Regions from separate parts of the Homo sapiens genome. Here region 2 is linked to region 1. Evidence: chromatin contacts called from ENCODE Hi-C data. All regions are on one chromosome and are shown on one strand. Each heading gives the region's core, a stretch centred on a gene start or an enhancer-like site at or near the end of the contact. The rest is flanking DNA. Distances are from core to core; before and after follow the strand shown. Region 1 overlaps ANK2 (ankyrin 2). Region 2 has its middle 62 kb from the start of CAMK2D.

Evidence for each region. A loop is a pair of places that touch in the nucleus more often than their neighbours do. Pooled maps may share reads with other maps.
Region 2: a loop to region 1 is called in a pooled map, with 8 times the contacts of the local background. The contact joins two enhancer-like sites. A Hi-C loop is called at or near these places in 5 of 37 single-sample maps with no recorded cell type and 10 of 50 pooled maps.

Annotation. Positions count from the first base shown.
Region 1 is chr4:113,380,670-113,384,595 of GRCh38, reverse strand. It overlaps ANK2 (ankyrin 2), which reads right to left. Exons shown (of 46, transcript NM_001148.6): 46 at 860-3,139. The coding sequence ends at 3,125. Among named protein-coding and RNA genes, the nearest start is that of MIR8082, 230 kb to the right of the region's middle. Within about 2 kb of position 1,260, at least 5 of the 41 ENCODE cell types and tissues checked have a DNase peak (open chromatin) inside an H3K27ac peak, as active enhancers do.
Region 2 is chr4:113,821,365-113,825,436 of GRCh38, reverse strand. No RefSeq gene overlaps it. Among named protein-coding and RNA genes, the nearest start is that of CAMK2D, 62 kb to the right of the region's middle. Within about 2 kb of position 2,021, at least 2 of the 41 ENCODE cell types and tissues checked have a DNase peak (open chromatin) inside an H3K27ac peak, as active enhancers do.

The DNA.
Region 1 (3,926 bases), core at 11-2,510:
CAAACCCAAAGTAACACAAGCCCAGAGTTCCTGTAAGTAGAAAGTACAGCACATTAAACAAATGAGAAGGAGAGAGATGATCACACAGACACTCCTACTTTGGAATTATTTTTAACTGTTTTCTTTGAAAAATGTCAAGCATAATTGGTATTTTAAGTTCAGAAGACCTGTAAATCAACCAAGGATAGAAATCAGATCCAGTGAGCTTCCTGTCTCATACCAGATAAGATTTAAATAAAACCTACTCAATTTCTAAATCATGTCTTTTTTGTTTTGTTTTTACTGTAAAAAATATTAAAGCAACAGTAAAGGGATTTTTCAAAAAATGAAACAAAACTCTCCACACACAACTGATTTTGATTTTCCATAGTCCTACCCTGTCTTTATTTATATTAATATATCCATTTAATTTTAAATTCTCAGGCTCTAAGACAGAAAGAAAACTCCAGAGCCAACTGCTGTTCCCAAAGACAGAAAGTATTTAGTGACAGCCATGGCCTCATGGGAGAGAACCAAACCAGTCTTGCTGTGCTGCCAATCCCACTTACCCTTTCTCATCCCCTGCAAGTCCCCAAATTCCTATTTTCTTTCATTTAGTAGTGATCCAAAACAAAAATCCTCATTTTCTTCTTTTGCATAACAAGAACAATAAGAATTTCTTGAGGGCAGAGGCAAAATCTATTTATCCCAGTGCTTAATCCAGTGCCAGGCATATAGCATATTCAGCGACTAAATAAAAACCATAAGAAAAAAAGCAATTTGTGTCTTTCTGTTGGTTTCAAGTCTAGCTCAACTTTTTAAAACCTCTTATTCTCCTGAAATCACAGATTCATGATAAAGAAGAACAAATCACCGTTGCCACATTTAACACTTGTACATTTTATTTAATTAAATCAGCCATTGTACACATTGCAGCTATGTATTGTTAGTGTTGTATTTTTTTTTCCATTAACTAATACATGCCCTCATAGATATATTCAATTAGTGTTATCACCATGGGAACAAGATGCTGATTCGTCAACTGAAAATTCACTTCTTCTCACAGTATTCAAGTTTTTGATAACACAGCAAAAATCAAAATCAAAAAAAGGTGAATAACCATTATGTTGTTACACAGACATCATCTGCACTGCAAATAACACAACAGAAATGCTTTTCTTGAGCTCCAGTGAAGGTTTTGACAAGAAGGCCATAGGGTGTCTCAAAAAGTTTCACCATCGGCCTCTCTTATTTTGGCTGCCAAAGAATGTCTCATTTCCTATCCAACTGCCAAAAAGTGCTAGCATTTGAGGCTTAGGAGATTTGGCTTGTGGGAAACCTCCCTCCCAGGAAATTTTTTCTCTTGGCAACATTACTTTAAATGATGAAGTGCCATTGTTTGTCGCATTTGTTTTTGACATTCGGAGCAATGAGTCATTTTTGCACAACAGGAAAAGACCAGATAATTGGAAAATGTTCAATCCCTGGAGGATAGACTCTGTCCTTTTTTATTTAAATTTCATCTTCATTGAATATACTTTTCTTTAACAAATGACTGATTCAAAATGTATACTGTTTATATGAATATATTTGTGAATATATATATGTTAAAATGCTACACAGCTTCAACCACTAGAGGAATAAGGAAGAGGACATGGAAATTACTCAGATTGTTACAGTCCCTTCTTTGAGACAAACAAACAGAAGTGCACAAATGCACTTAAGAGTTTCCAAGGGAGTGTGGATTTCAAATAAATAAACCAAAAATTTTAACCAAAACCAAATTTTCAAGGATTTCTCAATCTTGTCTGCAAGCTGAAAAACAGACCTAGCTGGAAAGTGAAAAGTGCTCACTCAGGGTAAAAAGAATGGAAACAATTAATGTGATTAGAAGAGGGGTTTGACCGTGGTCTTGATTTTTAAACGCCACATGCAGGTATTAGAGAAGATATAAACCTGAAGAAAAAAAAGAAAGAAAGAAAAAAAAAAAGAAACCACTCCAACATACTGAAGGAGTTTAACCTTTTATGTAGTGGGTAAATCTTGTTTCCAATGAATTATCTACAGTGCAGTGGCCAGAAGAAAGTACCACTGTAAGACAGCGTGGTTTGCTAAAGCAGCAATGAAAACTGGAAAACTACAGTAGTTATAGCTTTTAAAATACCCTGCCAACTTGTCCAAGATCTAAAGACCTGAAGATGCTAGAATGCCACACAATGTAGCTGCCAGCAACTGAATACCCCATCGGTTCATTCTGCGTGGCCTCTGCTCCCTTCTCCCCTCCCTCAGAGTGGCTGTTGGAGTCCTAAGCCATGGCTGGCCAGCACCAGCAATAACTTCTCAGGACAGTTCTGCAAGGCTACTGACCCACCTTTAACTGGGAGCAGTGGCTACTCTGGAAGTTCTAAGGACATAATAGGTTTGAAGTGCTTCTTTTGCAGTAAAACTGTATTATCACTCGATTGTGTTAGCAATATCTTAATTAACCATTGTTCAGCAATTTCTAGAGGCCTTTTATTCTGATGCCCAGTGTAGTTACAATAGGCAGTGGTTTTAATTTTAATATGTTGTTCATCTGAGCATTTCAGCTATATACATTGTACATAGATATTCCTTGGAAGGATTCCTACATAGTGTCACTTGAAGAGGTCTGCAGGTGAAGTTCTTCTGATCAATGGATTTTCATGGATCTTGTGCAGAAGCAAAGAACAATGGAGGTGGCCAGTTCCCAGGTTAGCACAGACACAACAAAGTATTGGATACAGCATCCAGTATGAAGGATGCCATCTTTGGTCACAAATTAGCTTTATAGTTAAAGAGGATGGGGGAAAACTAAAGCAAAATGCCGTATATTTGCTAACAGTGGAAATGTCGGGGTATCCCATTAATTAGGCCAGTTAGGTCACTCCCCTACTGAAACAGGAAGCTGCATATTGAGTGAATGTGTGGTTTCTGGTGTGAGAACTGGGCAGCCCCTCACTTGGCCTCTTGCTTCAAGTCCTCCTTGCAGAAATGCCGAAGGAGCTGCTGGAGATCGCGCTGGAGGTCGTCCTGGTCTAGTGCTTCTGGTACATCCTCCAGGTGCTCCAAGTCAATGCGTTTTCCATGCTGGTCCTTCACCACAGCCCTCTTCTGTGTGATGGCTTTACTCATTGTTGTCCTGGAGAAAAGCAGACAAGAGAGAATTACGCTCTTTTCACTGCCAGAGGGCAGCTGTTAGGAATGAAGGTGACCATTACACTGAGTACCTAATGTCTTACCTTTAGATGTTTCCACAGCAAACTATTAGCATAACAAACTATAGACATCTTTTTGTGTCTTTCTTTTAAACATGGCTCCCCTCTCTCAAACGATTCATGAGATTTTTTTAAAATGTGTTTTGGAACAAGGAGTATTTTTTAAATCTTTAAGAAAAATTTAAAATAAATGAAACCATGCTTTAATTTGATCTTCTCAAAAACTAACCATAAAATCATTCATGGTTTGATTAAGTAGCCCTTACTTAATAGAGTTTGGTTAATTCTGAAATAGTACCACAAGTACCTTTTGACAGGCTAAAAAAACCTTTTTTTAATTTATTTGAAACACCTTGGCTGCCAGCTTAAACCTTACAGTCATACCCTGACCCAAACTTCCCAAAATTATGTTTTCAGAGAAGTTTTTTATGAGGCATATGTCTTTAAAAACTAAAATATTAGTCTATCAATATATAAGAAGGTGGCTCCCAACAAAAGATGAAGATCTGCCCAGGTCTCTAAGGCTTCATATGGAGATGGTGGGGGAGGAAGGGGAAAAGAGAAAAGCCATTGAGAGACAACTGCTTCCTCCGGATTCTCCAAGCCTCACATATGTTGCTCATTTTGTGTATTTCTTGCCATTTAACAGTCTGTTGTTTACTTGCCTCCCTTATAAGACTGGTGGTTACTTGAGAAAAGGAACTATAACAC
Region 2 (4,072 bases), core at 772-3,271, 440 kb before region 1:
CTGCAGTGGAGGCTGCTGATTCTTTCAAGTTTCATGAGCCCTGGTTTAAGTTCTCGTTTTCTGTGGCAAATGCTGTTTCCTGCCTTATTCCACCAGTCAAATATAAAAATCTGCTCTTCTTAGATTCAGACTAGACAGCTATGTCAACTTTTGTACTCTGTTATTTTTTAGTGATTGCCCTGCATTTACTAAATGCCCTGCATTACTAAATAGAATGAAACTGGTTCATTCTATTAAGTTGGAAAACTTCAGAGTCATACTATATTGAGAGTTTTTCTCTTATCAGTTGAGGTGTACAGCTTCTAAGGTGAACTCATGATCCCCATTTTCTGGCATTCACATCTTTGTGTAATCCACCCCCCGCCCCAACTTTAATCACAGGGCGAGCCTGTAACTTACTTCTAACCAACAGATTATGGCAAAGATGATGGGATGGCACCCTAGCATATGTCTCCTTGCTGGTTTGATGAAGTAAGAAACCATGTTGGGAAAGCTCATATGGCAAAGAACTTCAGGTGACCTCTGGGAACTGCGAATAGCTTCTAAATGATGAGAATTGACTGTAGGAGCTCAAGGCAGTTTCAGCTCACAACCAACAAGAGGCCAGAGCCCTCAATCCTACAACTGCAAGGAAATTCTTCCAGTAATCCGAGTGAGCTTGGAAATAGATTCCTCAACAGTCAAATCTCAAATGAGAACACACTCCAGCCAACACATTAATTGCAGCACTGTAAGACCCTAAGAAGAGAATCCAGCTAGGCAGTAACTGGACTCATGACTCACAGAAACTGTGAGATAATTAATATCGTCTTAAGCCACTGAATTTGTGATTTGTAACACAGCAATAGATCACTAATGCAATAATTTCCCTTTGCATTTCTTTCACAACTACCCACTCTTACAGCTTTACCCTCCATCTTGTCATGCCCTGCAAACTAAAATGTCTGAAAATTTTAGCTAACATTCTCTATAAACATATTTCCTATTTATTCTTTGACTTCCAAGTTGAAGACTTCCAGTAACTTGGTCTTCCTCAGATATCAATCCCTCTTTTAAAAATAAACAAACAAACAAACAAAAACTTTCACAAGTTTCTGTCTTCATTCTCCATGCATCTTGGACCTGGCTGATCATCTGAATTTTCATTTGATTTGTACCATTGCTTCTCTTATACAATTATCCTTTCCTGTCCTTTCCAAACCAAATCACAAAAATGATAATAGTTGCATTATCAACACCGATCTCTGCATACATGAGCACTATTCAAGGAAGCCACACATTCATATTGACACCTTTACAACTTTAGTATGCAAGAAATTGCTTCTTAATCCCAAACTCTAATTCTGAAATCTTAGCCCCAGACACTTACAACATCCTTAATAGTTTTACTTTAATTGCTCATCTTGCTCTTTGTAAAACAAATGTATTTTTGTAAGAAATATGTAGATTATCCTGATTGCTTCAAATATAGTTTTCTGAGGGATGTTTAAAAAGATATGAATATGCTATTTTGAATTACCCTATTTGGACCTTGTTTTCACTAGTAACCCTGTTTATATTTGATATACAAATTAGCATTCATAGTCTTTATAAAGCCTCATTCGCGATATATTTAAATGCCCTGGAGTTCTTGTTTCTATGATACTTTCACCTTTAACAATGTTTTCCATAAGTTATTCATAAGTATTATTACTCAAAAGAAGATGTTGAATTTAAGACAACAAGTTTGATGCAAAAATGTGAAGACCTATTAGAAGAAGATATTATATATTCAACTTACTATATGTTGTACTATCCAGTTTATTTTTTCCCAAAGAGTATTGTTCAACCAATGTGGAGAAGGATTGATGTGAAAAGGGCAACGATTACTGAAAAGTACTATTTGTTTTGAGTTAGAGAAAAGGCATTAGGTAATAAAAAATCTTTTGAAACTGAATAAAATACTTTTAAGAAAGATATCCTCATAAGATACTTGAAAAGAAGAAGTGATTAGTCATGGTTTTTCAGAGGCATTCAGTGAGTGCGGTCAGTGGGTGAGGAAATTGAACTCTCAGTCTGACTTCTGGACCACTCTTTGACATTTGGCCTATCCTTGCTTAGCTGTACTTTACCCTAAAGAAATAATAATTATATGTGCCCCCACAATATTTTCCAAAATGCTTAACATCCTAAAACAAAGGATTCTAAACAAAAAAGCAACTTGATTATAAATATGGACAGTACTATAAATATCAGAGTTGAATATTTTCTGTCTCCAAGAACAGCTTTATTTAGAAAGTCATTATCTACAGATGGCCAAGAATAAATCTTATTAAGATGTGCATGTTTGACAGCATTAACACCCATCAGAATCCAGAGTATTGCATTCCACTGAAGTGAGAGAATTGATATAGTACTTGTTGCCTATGTTAACAAACAATTCATTGAATAATTAATTAAATGGTTGAGAACATTTTTAACTCGTTAGAGTTTAACTTCCAATGGAACATAATGATCAGTGATATTATTATCATTGATCTGAGCAGTTTAACCCTAAAGCACAAAGATTTTGACCTCCAACTTTCATCTTCTCTCTCCAGTATATCTAAGGCATTTCAGCAACTTGTCAGCAGTCAGTATCACTTTTCTTTTTCTACTTTGAGGGTGGCAACTTTAATTAAGTAGTTTCTCCTCCTACTTTCAGATGCTCTCTGTACAGTAATATTTTACTTGTGATTTTCTCAGCCCTCCTACTCATTCCATTAAAGAGTAAGCCAGGAGCATACTTTCTCTGACTCAAGTTTTTAGTTTCTCCTTTGTTTCTCTTGACAGATAAAGTTCCCTTATTATATGTAACACCTATGGTAATTGCCATTGCTCAAAAAAAAAAAAATCTGTAAACTCTTTTCTAAATGTTATGAAGACATGCAGAAAGAAAAGTTCTTCACAAAATACAGATATTACTTCTATTTTTTTTTCCAGCATTCTCTGAGGGGAAAAAAATGTAGAAAGCTTTTCACCCTGATGTCTCATTAATTCTGACAACACCCTTAGAGGCAGAGAAGTGGCGAGAGCCATTATTCTTGTTACAGTGGAGAAAACGCTGAAAAACCCAAAGAGGCTAGAGATCTTGTTGAAGGTGACACACAGTTATTGGGAACCTGCAGGGAAAAAAATATACACACAAACTTTAGGCTTCTGACTCCCAGGTATTTCAGTCCGCTCTTGAGTCTGCACATAGGTATCTCTTTATAAAGTCTCCTTTAATTTGAAATGGTACAAGTAATTAATTGTGTGGCAAAAACATGTGGAGTGACTCAAAACCTAGAAAAATCCCAAACAACACCAGACAAACCCCTGCATGTCCAAACCTGCCAGTATGAAATATCACATTTCTAAGCAAATATTCAAGGCATCTTAATGTAATGGGATGCCAAATACTAAGCACTGGGTTGCTAAGAATTTCTCCCCTCCTCCTGGTGTGCTATCATTCATTCGGAGGCTGGAAACCTGAAAGCTACATTTCCCCAGACTCCTTTGCAGTTGGTGTTCTAAGTGCAAACTAGGTGCTGACAATAAGGTGTACTTATGCAAAATTTGGAAGACAGAAGTGAGGAGGAGACCATCTCTAGGTTTCATAGTTTGCCGTTCCTAGCAAACATGGTGATGGACATGTTTAGTGCTTTGCCAGTCCAGCTGTACATTGAGGTGTCCAGCGCCAAGCTTCCTATCCTAGCAGCAGCAGTAGTTGTCACTTTCCAGCCCATAGATCACAGCTAAATGTTTCTGTGTCCTGCTTATGGGACATAAATGGTGCAACTAGGATAATCACAGACTTCAGAAAGGCTCAGAGTTAGGATACAGCTGCCTTTGCCCTTTATTCACTTTCTAGTTATTAGCAACTTAATTTCCCTGGTTAGGGAAAGAGAGCTTAGCTTTCTTCTCTGTAAAATAAGAATACCACTACTTACTTTGGAGGGTTAGGGTGAATCTACCTGGAAGCATCAAGCATAGTACCTTAGCTCATTCTATCTTTACCGTCCTATCTTTGCCAAAAGCCCCAAAAAAGCAGAAATGTTATCTGTTTGGTTCA